Linked DNA regions of Homo sapiens: region 2 is linked to region 1. Evidence: chromatin loops called from intact Hi-C (ENCODE). Cell type or tissue: PC-9. All regions are shown on one strand. Each heading gives the region's core, and the rest is flanking DNA. Links, peaks and the distances in the headings are about the cores only. Region 1 has its middle 130 kb from the start of DOK5. Region 2 has its middle 60 kb from the start of PFDN4.

Region 1 (5,387 bases), core at 101-5,100:
GAACAGTTGTTGGTAAGGGGCCCAAGCTGTACTCAGCCTCAGGCAACTGCATCAGAGAATGCAGTAGAATTCTTGCCATGGCTAAGACATTGACACATTTAACAGCCAGACTCATTCTGGTGTTTATTTCCCTCAATTTACTCATCAGCAGAGGAGTGAGCCAAAAAATAAACCAGAATAAAATCAAATGATTCTAAAATGTGTAAGCAATAACGGAAACAAAGGTCTCCATATCCTGAATCCAATGCTGTCACAGCTCAGTGGAGCTGTAATTTTTGACTATTAATCATTCACAGAAATTCCAATAGAAAGTCTTCATGGGTGTGGTAAGTGCCATGTTTATCAGCTCCTGTTTACATCTCAACCCTGTCAAGCTGCGAAAAAACACTCAACCCATCGAAGCATCCATTTCAAGCCAGACTCAGTGTCAAATCCAAGACTATGCAATTAAATATAATTAGGAGGAGCTCAACTCCAAGCCATTCCTACAATTCTGATGTCAATTGATTCAAATGCCATTGTATTTGTCATTGTAATTACATGATGAAACTTGCTTCATATCTGTGACCAAAGCACGCACATGCACACACACACACCATATATACATTCTACATGCTTTTCCTAACTTTGCTAGGCAGCCTATACATTTTTTTCTCTCTCAAGGCACCTTTCAGTGAATACTCAGAGGAAACTACAATAATTACATACAGGCAACGCGATTAGGGTAGAAGGGTTTCTAATGATTACCTGTCTTCTGCAAGAGTTAGCTCTTGGTGAAAAGATGAACACGTTTTGCTATTTTTCTGTGGGCAATTTTTCAAAGTTATATGTGCAATTTATGCTATTTGAGTATTTTAATGCACCCACTGGAAACTTGAGCACCCAAAGTTGACTCCATGACCAGAAACAAAATAAATGTGAAGCCAGCAAGAATGGAAGTGCAATAAACAGGGCAAAATCAGCTGAAAATGTGGATTACTGAAGATATAATATTAGGAGATTTTTCTTCATTCAGTAGTGAAGGGGTTAGAATATGTCACCCCAAAATATGCCACATTGGCGTAAGGACTATTTCAAGCAGAAAGCAATTGAGAAACAACAGATGCAAGAAACAAGCACTCTACCCTCCCCCATTGGCCTAAAATCAGGGCATAGATTTCCCTTTGTGAAAATGTTGCCACTTCCTCTTTCTCCTACCAGAAAGGGCACAGCAAGTGTTTAATCACCAGAGGAAACTCTAGACTATCAGCCTCCAGGGGAGTCTGCATAACAAACCTTCCTAAAATAACCCAGTCTTCCATTATTTTCCTCATATGTTTACCTTTCCACAATTTATCACCACTAGAAACTCAAATTTATTTTCTTTGTCTTGTCATTTCTCCACAATTTTTTTGGCCCTTTTGTTAAACTGGTATATACACCTCCAGGTCTGCCTACTTCTTTGGGTTTTAATTTCTATGAGGCCCTTCATATGCATATGAAATAAATCCTTTTTCCTGTTAACGTGTCTTTTAATGTTTAATTTCTAGGGTCCCAGCCACAGAACCTATGAGGGTTTTTCCTTTGCCTCTGCAACAGATAGTTGTTGTTCTGATACATGCCAGAAACTCTTCTAGGCACAAGGCTTGCCAAGTGAGTTCTGTGTTCAACCTGATTTGGCTACTCACCACTTGAGGGAACTTAGGCAACTTACTGAAGGACTTTTTGACACAGTTTGTTCATCTCTAAATGGTCTCATCTTTAACTATGAATACTTTCCTTGTACGGTTTTTGTGAGAATTCTTCTCATTATTAACTTACATTTATTAGAAGCATATGCATTGGTCACTGTGCTGAGTGCTTTGGAAGCTTTTTTTTTTAATTTTCACAACAATCCCGTGAAACTGACACTGTAACTATTCCTCTTTCACAGATTAAGACTTAAGATGCAGAAAAGCAAAATAAACCTCCAAGACTCATGCAGCTAGTAGGTGACAGGGCTAGGCGTGCACTCCATACCCTAAGTTCCTCCTCCTCTTGTTCTACTGCCATTATTTTGCACAGTGTCCATGCTTAATAATTAATAGCCCTCATTATTAGTATTAGTATTCTCTAGACTTTAAATTGCTTCTGCCTACCTCACAGGGTTGTTGATTTAACAGAAAACCTCGCGTAAGTGCAATGGATCTTTCCTATTTTTAGTGGCGTCTGGGTTAATTAGACTCTTAGTCACTAGTCAGTGTATTTGAGTTTTTGGAAATGACTCATCAAAAACATTTCTAAGCAGGATATTTGCTTGCAGCATTTTCATCAGACTGCAATTCTCTGCCCTGATCCTTCAGCCTGGCAAATGCATTCCAAGAAAAGTATCATATTCCAGGCTCCCTGAAATGAACCCAGTTCTCAACCAAAAAGAGCCACTTGCCTTAATCCCCTTTTAAACACTGAAAATAATTCATAAATAATGTATCTTCATATGTATTGGCTCTGATAGAATCTGAAATAAGTTACATATTTTTAAAATTAAAAAATCCCGAGCAAGGTTTTTCTCAATTCTGACACAATTGATCATTCCCTGTTGCAGGAGGCTGTCCTGTGCATTGCAGGTTGTTTAGCAGCATCTCTGGCCTCTACCCACTGGAAGCCACAGGCACAGCCCCCACCCCAGTGGTGACAACCAAAAATGTCTTCAGACATTAATGAATGTCCCCCCAGGGGGCAAACTTGCTTGCAGTTGAGAACCATTGATCAAGGGCAACATTTTGAAATAATTATTTTTAAGGCTTTCTATGAGATTTGGTATCAACTCTGCCCTGATGTTTCTATGTATTCTTGGTGGGGGACAATGACAACGTAATTGTAGTGCCACACTTTTATTTTGGACCCAGTATCTGCATATATAAATGTTTATATAGAATTTGTACTATTAACATCCTATCATGTACTACTCTACTTGAGAGTTATCCATTGAACCAATTGATGCACAGTCTTTAATCATAATATTTACTGAAAGTTTATTATATGCCAAGTACTATGCAAAGGTGTTTTATGTACCTTGTCTTAATCAATTTTTTTTGTGGTTTGTTAAATATTTTATTCTATTACATATAAAGCTGTGATTCACATGGAAATTATTTTGATAAAGAAATTATCAGGATTGAACTGAATTTTTTTTATTATACTTTAAGTTTTAGGGTACATGTGCACAATGTGCAGGTTTGTTACATATGTATACATGTGCCATGTTGGTGTGCTGCACCCAGTAACTCGTCATTTAGCATTAGGTATATCTCCAAATGCTATCACTCCCCCCTCCCCCGACCCCACAACAGGCCCCGGTGTGTGATGTTCCCCTTCCTGTGTCCATGTGTTCTCATTGTTTAATTCCCACCTATGAGTGAGAACATGTGGTGTTTGGTTTTTTGTCCTTGCGATAGTTTGCTGAGAATGACGGTTTCCAGCTTCATCCATGTCCCTACAAAGGACATGAACTAACCTGTTGTGGAGTGAAGATCATTGTCTCCCCATCTCTACAACGGAGCCAAAGTAGAGATAAGGAGAGGGAGGCTTAAATAGACTCAGTTAATTGCACAAAGCCTCACCAGTGGTAAAGGGCAAAGGCAGAGCTTAACCCTCAAGGCTTTCTAACCTCAAGGTTAGAGTATTAGCTACTAAGTATTAACTACAGTATTAACTACTAAGTTATATGGTACTTAGGGCATAACTTAGCCATGACATGTGACTCCAAAGATAAATAAGTGTTCATGGTTGAAGCAGCCTCTTTGAAAAACACCTACTTATTCCTTAAACAAGTAGTTAACAAATACTTAATTGTGTGGCAACAGTTATCCTAGATGCTGGAAGTACCAAGGTGGGCAGTGCAGAGAGGAACTCACACCATACAAAATCTTCCTGGTACAGAATCTGACTCACTATCCACTACATTGTCTACCTTGTGCCTGAACTTTTCTCAGTTTGGCAAAGGTCCGGTTATTCCCATAAGGACAAAGACATAACTATATCTCTCTTTAAAGGCTCTGAAAAGTCCTGCAATTAAGATAGTAGTTCGATGTTGGTTTCTCAATCTGCAAATGTGGATATTATCGTTTGGTATGAGTGTGCAAGAGGCTGAAGAAAATCTTAAAACACAAGCTTTGAGTAACCGGTTTGACTACGCTCCACAAGGTTTTTTCTTTCTGCTCAATTTCCAACTTCCACTTTGCATGCAACCATCACTGCACTTCTAAATGTTGATGGATGTACAGAACATTCTTTGCCAGAGACCCACTTGGGCACAGAAGTCTGGAGCAAACTAGAATATTTTATACACACACACAAAAATAAGACCTCATTCTTTCACAGGCAAAACTCCTCTGACGTCAATAGTAGGCTGGGAACAAAGGATGAAACAATAGATAGCAAATTTCAAGTAATTACCTAGCCAATGGCATAGAACGTGATTGACTGAGTCCTTGTGCTTGGCATGCAGATGATTAAATGAGTTTTAATTTGCACATCCAGTGGCAAGACTGCCAACGAATAAGAAATAGAAAAAAAGGAAGAGAGAGAAAGGAGAGCGAAGAAGGCAGGGAAGGAGGAAGGGAGTAGGATAGAAAGCGGGAGAGAGAGAGACAGAGAGAGAGAGAGAGAGAGAGAAGGAGCTCTCTATGCAAGTTCCCTGGAAATGTGGTTAACAGATTGCTAGCATACAAAACAAATAAAAATAAAAATAAAAATAAAAATAAAAATAAAAAATAAAGGTCAGCTAGATGGTTTTAAAAAGCTTTGTCAACAGATTCAAACCTGTTCAGGGACTCTGGGGTGGTAAAAGGGGGAAAATGATGCCCTCGCTATATCTGCAGAAAATGTGTGTTTGCATATTTACTGCTACAGGAATTTGAATTTCTTTTTATGCTATTTCCTAACATTTACAGATGGAGCAGAAGTGTGAGCAGTGGGGAGGCAATTTGTTTCTTCCTCAAAGGCTGCAACTCAATTCAGAGAAACAAATCCAGCTTTCAAGAGCAATTAGATTAAATTCACAATGGCTGCTCTGGGCAAGTTTGATTGTCTGCTGTGATCATTTCTTGTGCCATTTTGCAAGTAGATTGTGAAAAACAGCGATGTCATCACTTCTTCATAATGTTGTCTGAATAACCCTACCCCCACGATAATGTACTCATTGGTCAAATAAGTTAAAAAATTCTGCTTACTCTATTTGCTTCTGGAAAGTCACAATGTATGCTTGTATGTTAAAGGCTCTGAAAAGTCCTGCAGTCAAGACAGTAGTTTGACATTGGTCAATCAAGATTTGTCTAATCCCGTATGAACGCAAATGTTTTTCTGATAACCCATTTTGTTACATCTGACAGCATGGGTGTGCCCTAGAAATGTTTTAGGAAATGATG
Region 2 (5,387 bases), core at 93-5,092, 77 kb after region 1:
ATAAAAAATGATGAGTTCATGTCCTTTGTAGGGACATGGATGAAACTGGAAACCATCATGCTCAGCAAACTATCACAAGTGTTGGGGATTTTTGCCCAGCATCTTGGTGGTTTGCTCTTCTTGAGGTCCTGTAGTTTTATATATTATGGTGATTCAGAGTAGATTTAGCCCTAACAAATATTACTGTCAGTTGCCATTTTAGCTGTCGTATTGGCATCAAACATCCCAACTTAAATATAATTGAAGAGAAAATCTCAACATACCCTTCCAAAGATTTTTTTATCCCTCTTTTCTTTAAAATCTCCACAGAGAGAAATAAAATATCAAGGGGAGAAAAACTGCTGGAAGAATATTTGTTGATGATTTCAGGACAGGAAGAAAACTCCTTGGTCAGTGCTTCAAAGGAGCACATGGAACTATGCATTTATCCTTGAAAAAGGAGACAGCATGGTGGTAAAATAAGCCCAGGATTTAGTAAGTTATGTACATTTCGGAAATTTGTATTAAAAGATTTTGGAAATGTGACTACGTCAATACATGCGATGGAACCCTCAAATAACAATTATTACTGAGATTAATTTATAGCCATTAAAAAAAGAATTTAAAAAACAAGAAAAGAATCATGGTTATGAATATAGTTCTAGAGATATTTGAGAGAACTGGCACTTCTTGCATGCTATGCTGATCAGCTTGAAAGAATCACATAATTACAATATCCAATACAGGAAAAGGCATGGAGATGAATCTTAAGTGGTAAGAGAGTGAAGTGGTGCCTTTTGTTAATCTCTTCATAAAATGTTTCTTTTTCTTTTGTAAAAATGAAGCAGCAGTTCACAAAAATGGGAGCAATGCAAATAGCCATATCTTAGATGAACCTCCACTTTCCAGACGATAAAATATCCCATTGTTTTCTTTTCTCCCACTTCTTCTCAAATTAGAGAAAATTGTGAGTTGGGGCTTTGCCTTATTTAACAATGTATAAGACAAATAATTCTTTAATGATCTTGTTTCCAACATAAATACAGTGACTAACAAAGCATAGTGTAATTAAAAATAAGTAGGACATTTACTTGAAATAAATCATATTTTAATTGGTATTTTAATTGAAGGGATGTTAAATATAATGACAATATATTATTCCAGATTGTACTCTTTAGGCAAAATCCCATGCTACTCTTTGTTTGCTATTATTTGAGCCAATGACAGTGTTTTTATATTTGCCTTTAGTTGAAAATAACTGCCAGTATTTCATATTTAAAATGTAAGTAATGTAGTATCAGTGAACCAGTTTTGCCAAATTCTTTCCTGCAATTACCAGGAGGTACTTCTCTATGAGTTTCCTACATTTCTGCACATTCTGTAGTAGCTTTTGTTTCAGACGATTTTTCGGATGTTTGTATAGTGAAAGGCCTTGGAAGATAGAGATAGTAGCTCCCTTGGGGCAGAGGGCAGGTTTGTTTCCTGACCACTATAAGATAATGTCTCTCTCTAGGCAAAGGTTAGACTGCCCTCTTTACAAGTTTGGGATTTCTTAAACTCAGCTGTGCTCCAAACCTCCTGAGGCTGCAGCATCTACCCAGGCTGCTTCCCATCACTCCCAGGGAACTTGGAGAGAGGGCACCTGCAGCAAACACAATGATCATGCTGCCTGCTGTGCCTTGAGTAATACAAGCCTTTTGTCTCTGACCCAGGAGTTGCATGTTTTCTGCCTGCATCTAAGAAACTACAGCAGGCTAAGTTGTTAGCTTGCAAGCAGGATAAATATTTTTAACTTTTCAGAGTTCTTGGCAGAAACAAGAGACTTCTGCTGGAAAAGACAAGAAAAAAGAAAAAAAAGGAAAACATTGTCAGTTAACCAGAAAATGTCTCTTTATTAGGTATCCTCCAGCCTTGGGGGTGAGCAACTAAATGTATTCAAGGCGGGCAAAAGTTATAGGTTTGAGTATAATTGTGTTTTATTCCTGTTTCTTTTCCTGATATCTGCAGAACACACATCCTAATTCAGTCCTCTGAAGCTGTCAGAGCAGCTATCCATTACCACAAAAAGGGCTGTTTTTGAGAGATGAAACTCTTGACACCCCTAATGGATGGACACTACTTCCTACTTAGAAACGTGCTGGCCAAGATCAAAATGTCCATCCATTACATGCCAACTCTGCCAACCCGGCTCTGAAAATTAGCTTGGATGACATTAGTAGCTGAGATTGCAAGGCTGGGTGAGGAAGCTGAAAGGAAGCAAGGAAGGTGTGTAAGTGAACCAATAAACTGATAACCTTGTTTCTGCAGCTCTGGATAATATAAGTGCCTGAGATGCAGGATGCACATCTCCTCATATAGAAAAGGAGATTCCATAGACTACAAATCTTGGCTCACAGTGTTGTGTCTATTTATCAGGGCACTGGATGCCCACTGAGGCCATTTTCCAGATTTATGTGCCTCAAGGTCATGGAATCCTAACCATAAGAGTGATACCACTAATGAATTTCCTCCCACTGCCAGATTTTGCCCTTCCTACAAAAGCCATAAATTCCATAGAAGGCCAATGGAAATTCATGCAGAGAGGGACAGGGTGTTTCTCTTTGTAAACCTTGACCAAGTTACAGAAGCACGTTTCCCCTTTAGTACTGGATCTTATTCTAGAAGAAACAAAGCATCTCAGAGATTCCTCTTTGTGGTCCTACAAAAGCCAGGCAGCCTAAGCTGCAGCTCCCCTGTAACCGAAGCCAATAAATTAGTCCCAGGACTTGAAAGACTCTTGTTCTAAAACAAGCCAAGCAGGTATAACAGGACAGCATCTGGGGACTTTCCTTTTCTGCCCCAAGCCCAATTGGAAGCGTGGCTCAAGAGTTAAACACATCTCTGCAAAGGGATGCAACTCGCAATGCTTTAACAAGAAATGAGTGTATTTGACTGATGATTTCATAAGGAGGTAAGGAAGAAGAGCTACTCTGCCCAGCACTTAGTTAGAAATTCAATAGAATTTCTGTTCTCCCCAGGCCCAAGGCCCTCCCCTACCCACAGCCAGCCTTCTTCTTGCCACAATCCCTCAGCATGACTCACTCTTGTCCTGAATATTTGCTCTGTCCCTCAGCCTCCTTGTATATATGCCACCGGCACAATAGCTGCCTGGTTCAAAGCAGTAGAGTGACAAGGCACAGTTGTGACTAAGCAGGCAGGCTCTAGAGCCACTTTGCCTTGATGTTGTCACTAACAAGGAACAAAATCTCCTTGAATTTCAGCTTCCTTACCTAGCAAAGGCATATCAGAGTAGTGCCCGCTTCATGAGATGAAAGGTATCGATGCATGAAAATTGTTGGGCATGGACCCTGGCTCTCAGACAGCACTTGGTAGATGGGATCGTTTCTGGCTCAAACAGATAAGAGGGTGGCAAGAGGGTGAACTCAGTTTTCTCACCAAACAAACCAAAACTTTACTTTGCCATCACAACTGACTTTAACACCAAATTATGCCATCATGAGCAGGGATATATGACGTCCTTTTTCCCCCTCTAAATAGGAAGCAGTGGGGTACCTTTGAATGGTCTTCTCTTGGCCACAGTGTGTTTGTGCTGCAGTAAGAGTGAACCTGGGGTCTCAAGCTGGTTGAGAGAACGTGGTCACCTTGTGTCTTCAAGCGCAGCAGCATTTTCCCGCCACCCCTTCCCAGTATGACATACTTCAAGCACTCGGTAATTAAGAAACTGCTAATTACAGCATATGTCTCAGATGAAAGTTGCTGCATCTCACTAAGGGGATTTCAATTCCACCAGCATTTCCAACAATTTAGAGCTGGTAGATTCTGCAGACACCTTGGCTGGTTCTCCTGGATTCTTGATCTCAACATGCAAACCACATCGTCCCAGCTCTCTGGTAGAGGCAATGGATGGTTTCTAAATGTAAAAATTCAAAGGGATTAAAAAAAGATGTTTTATTTTTAAAAAATAAACACTTTGAAAAGTGATATTACATTTGTGTAATACCAAGTATTTAAATTTGTAGTCTACAAACATTTTTGATTGTACATTCCATTAATAAGAAAATTTCAAATGTCCATCCCCAATTCAAGGCTGTTTTTTAATTTATAAATTGTATGTTTTATTATACTAACATTCTATATTTTATAAAATACTCACAAATAAATTATAAAAAGATGAGATGGAAGATAAATCATTTTTGGTAAAAGCAAAGTTCGAATAAATATGCTTTCATTTTTTTTGAAGCTTGTGGTTTCATATTTTATGATAAAGCTATTCCAAGGTCTCAGTCTGAGTTATTTATTTCACTTCCTGTTTTAATGTCTGTAATGTGTGAAACAGTTCCAAACATAAAAAGGGCATTACTGATCACACTTAATGAAACTTAACTTTTGGTCTCTCTGACCAGTTATGGATAATTTTTGATGAAATACTTCTGTGCTTTCATTGGTGTTTTCTTCAATCCATAGTTTGTTTGGAGGAATTTTTTTTTTTTTAAACAGGGTCTCATTCTGTCACCCAGGCTGTAGTGCAGTGGTGCAATCTCGGCTCACTACAACCTCCGCCTCCTGGGTTCAAGTGATTCTCCTGGCTCAGCCTCCCATGTAGCTGGACTACAGGTGCACACGACCATGCCTGGCTAATTTTTGTATTTTTGGTAGAGGCAGGGTTTCACCATGTTGGCCAGGCTGGTCTCAAACTCCTGACCTCAAGTGATTCACCCGTCTTGACCTCCCAAAGTGCTGGGATTACAGGGGTGAGCCACCACGCCCGGCCTGTTTGCAGGAATATATCTAAGCCACTTGCTCATTTTATAAGGGTTAACCTGGCATTTTAATTCATAAACCCACTTAAACAGGCTCATGTTCAATAGATTTTGGTCTGTTTTATTCCCTCCAGGTTCTAAATTACCCAAGCAAATAGTAGGTACTCAATAAAGATTTGTTACATAAAAGTTTCAAAATGATTACTTTGAACTTCCATACTGAGAATATATTTCAATGGATTAGGAGAATAAATTCAAAGACAAGATACTAAGATACTGCAATTGTTTTAGCAAGAAATGATGGGATTTGCTATCCCATCTTCCAAAGATAGAGATGCTATCAAGGTATGGTTAGCATAAATAAAAATGGAAGAATTCAAGCCATGTTTTGGAAGAAGAGCCTACAGAATTGACTGATGCATTAATCAAAGATGTTCGTTGGATTACGGCTTGAGTTAACTGGTTTGTGGTGGCAGCATTTGCTGAGATTTGGACGAGTGGGAAGTAAGAGAAGAATTTATACTTATCACTAAGTTTCAGTGGTTGTATTTTTTAAAATTACCCTAAACCGTGATATTTCTCACCAAAATCTCTGCTACCAACCTAGTTAAAACTATCATTGTATTTCGCCTGATTTTTTGCTATAGC

The links. Peaks named below come from ENCODE experiments on the same cell type or tissue, not always from the same donor. Only the 100,000 strongest peaks of a DNase experiment are listed, where the experiment ranks them.
Region 2: a loop joins it to region 1, with 6 times the contacts of the local background. A loop is called at or near these places in 3 of 110 quality-filtered maps.

The regions. Positions count from the first base shown.
Region 1 is chr20:54,342,281-54,347,667 of GRCh38, reverse strand. No RefSeq gene overlaps it. Among named protein-coding and RNA genes, the nearest start is that of DOK5, 130 kb to the left of the region's middle. In PC-9, for the core only: no CTCF peak of the experiment used is centred there; a DNase peak (open chromatin) is centred at 2,247; H3K4me3 peaks cover 651 bases; H3K27ac peaks cover 2,095 bases.
Region 2 is chr20:54,265,315-54,270,701 of GRCh38, reverse strand. No RefSeq gene overlaps it. Among named protein-coding and RNA genes, the nearest start is that of PFDN4, 60 kb to the right of the region's middle. In PC-9, for the core only: no CTCF peak of the experiment used is centred there; DNase peaks (open chromatin) are centred at 1,481, 2,791 and 3,101; H3K4me3 peaks cover 1,746 bases; H3K27ac peaks cover 4,029 bases.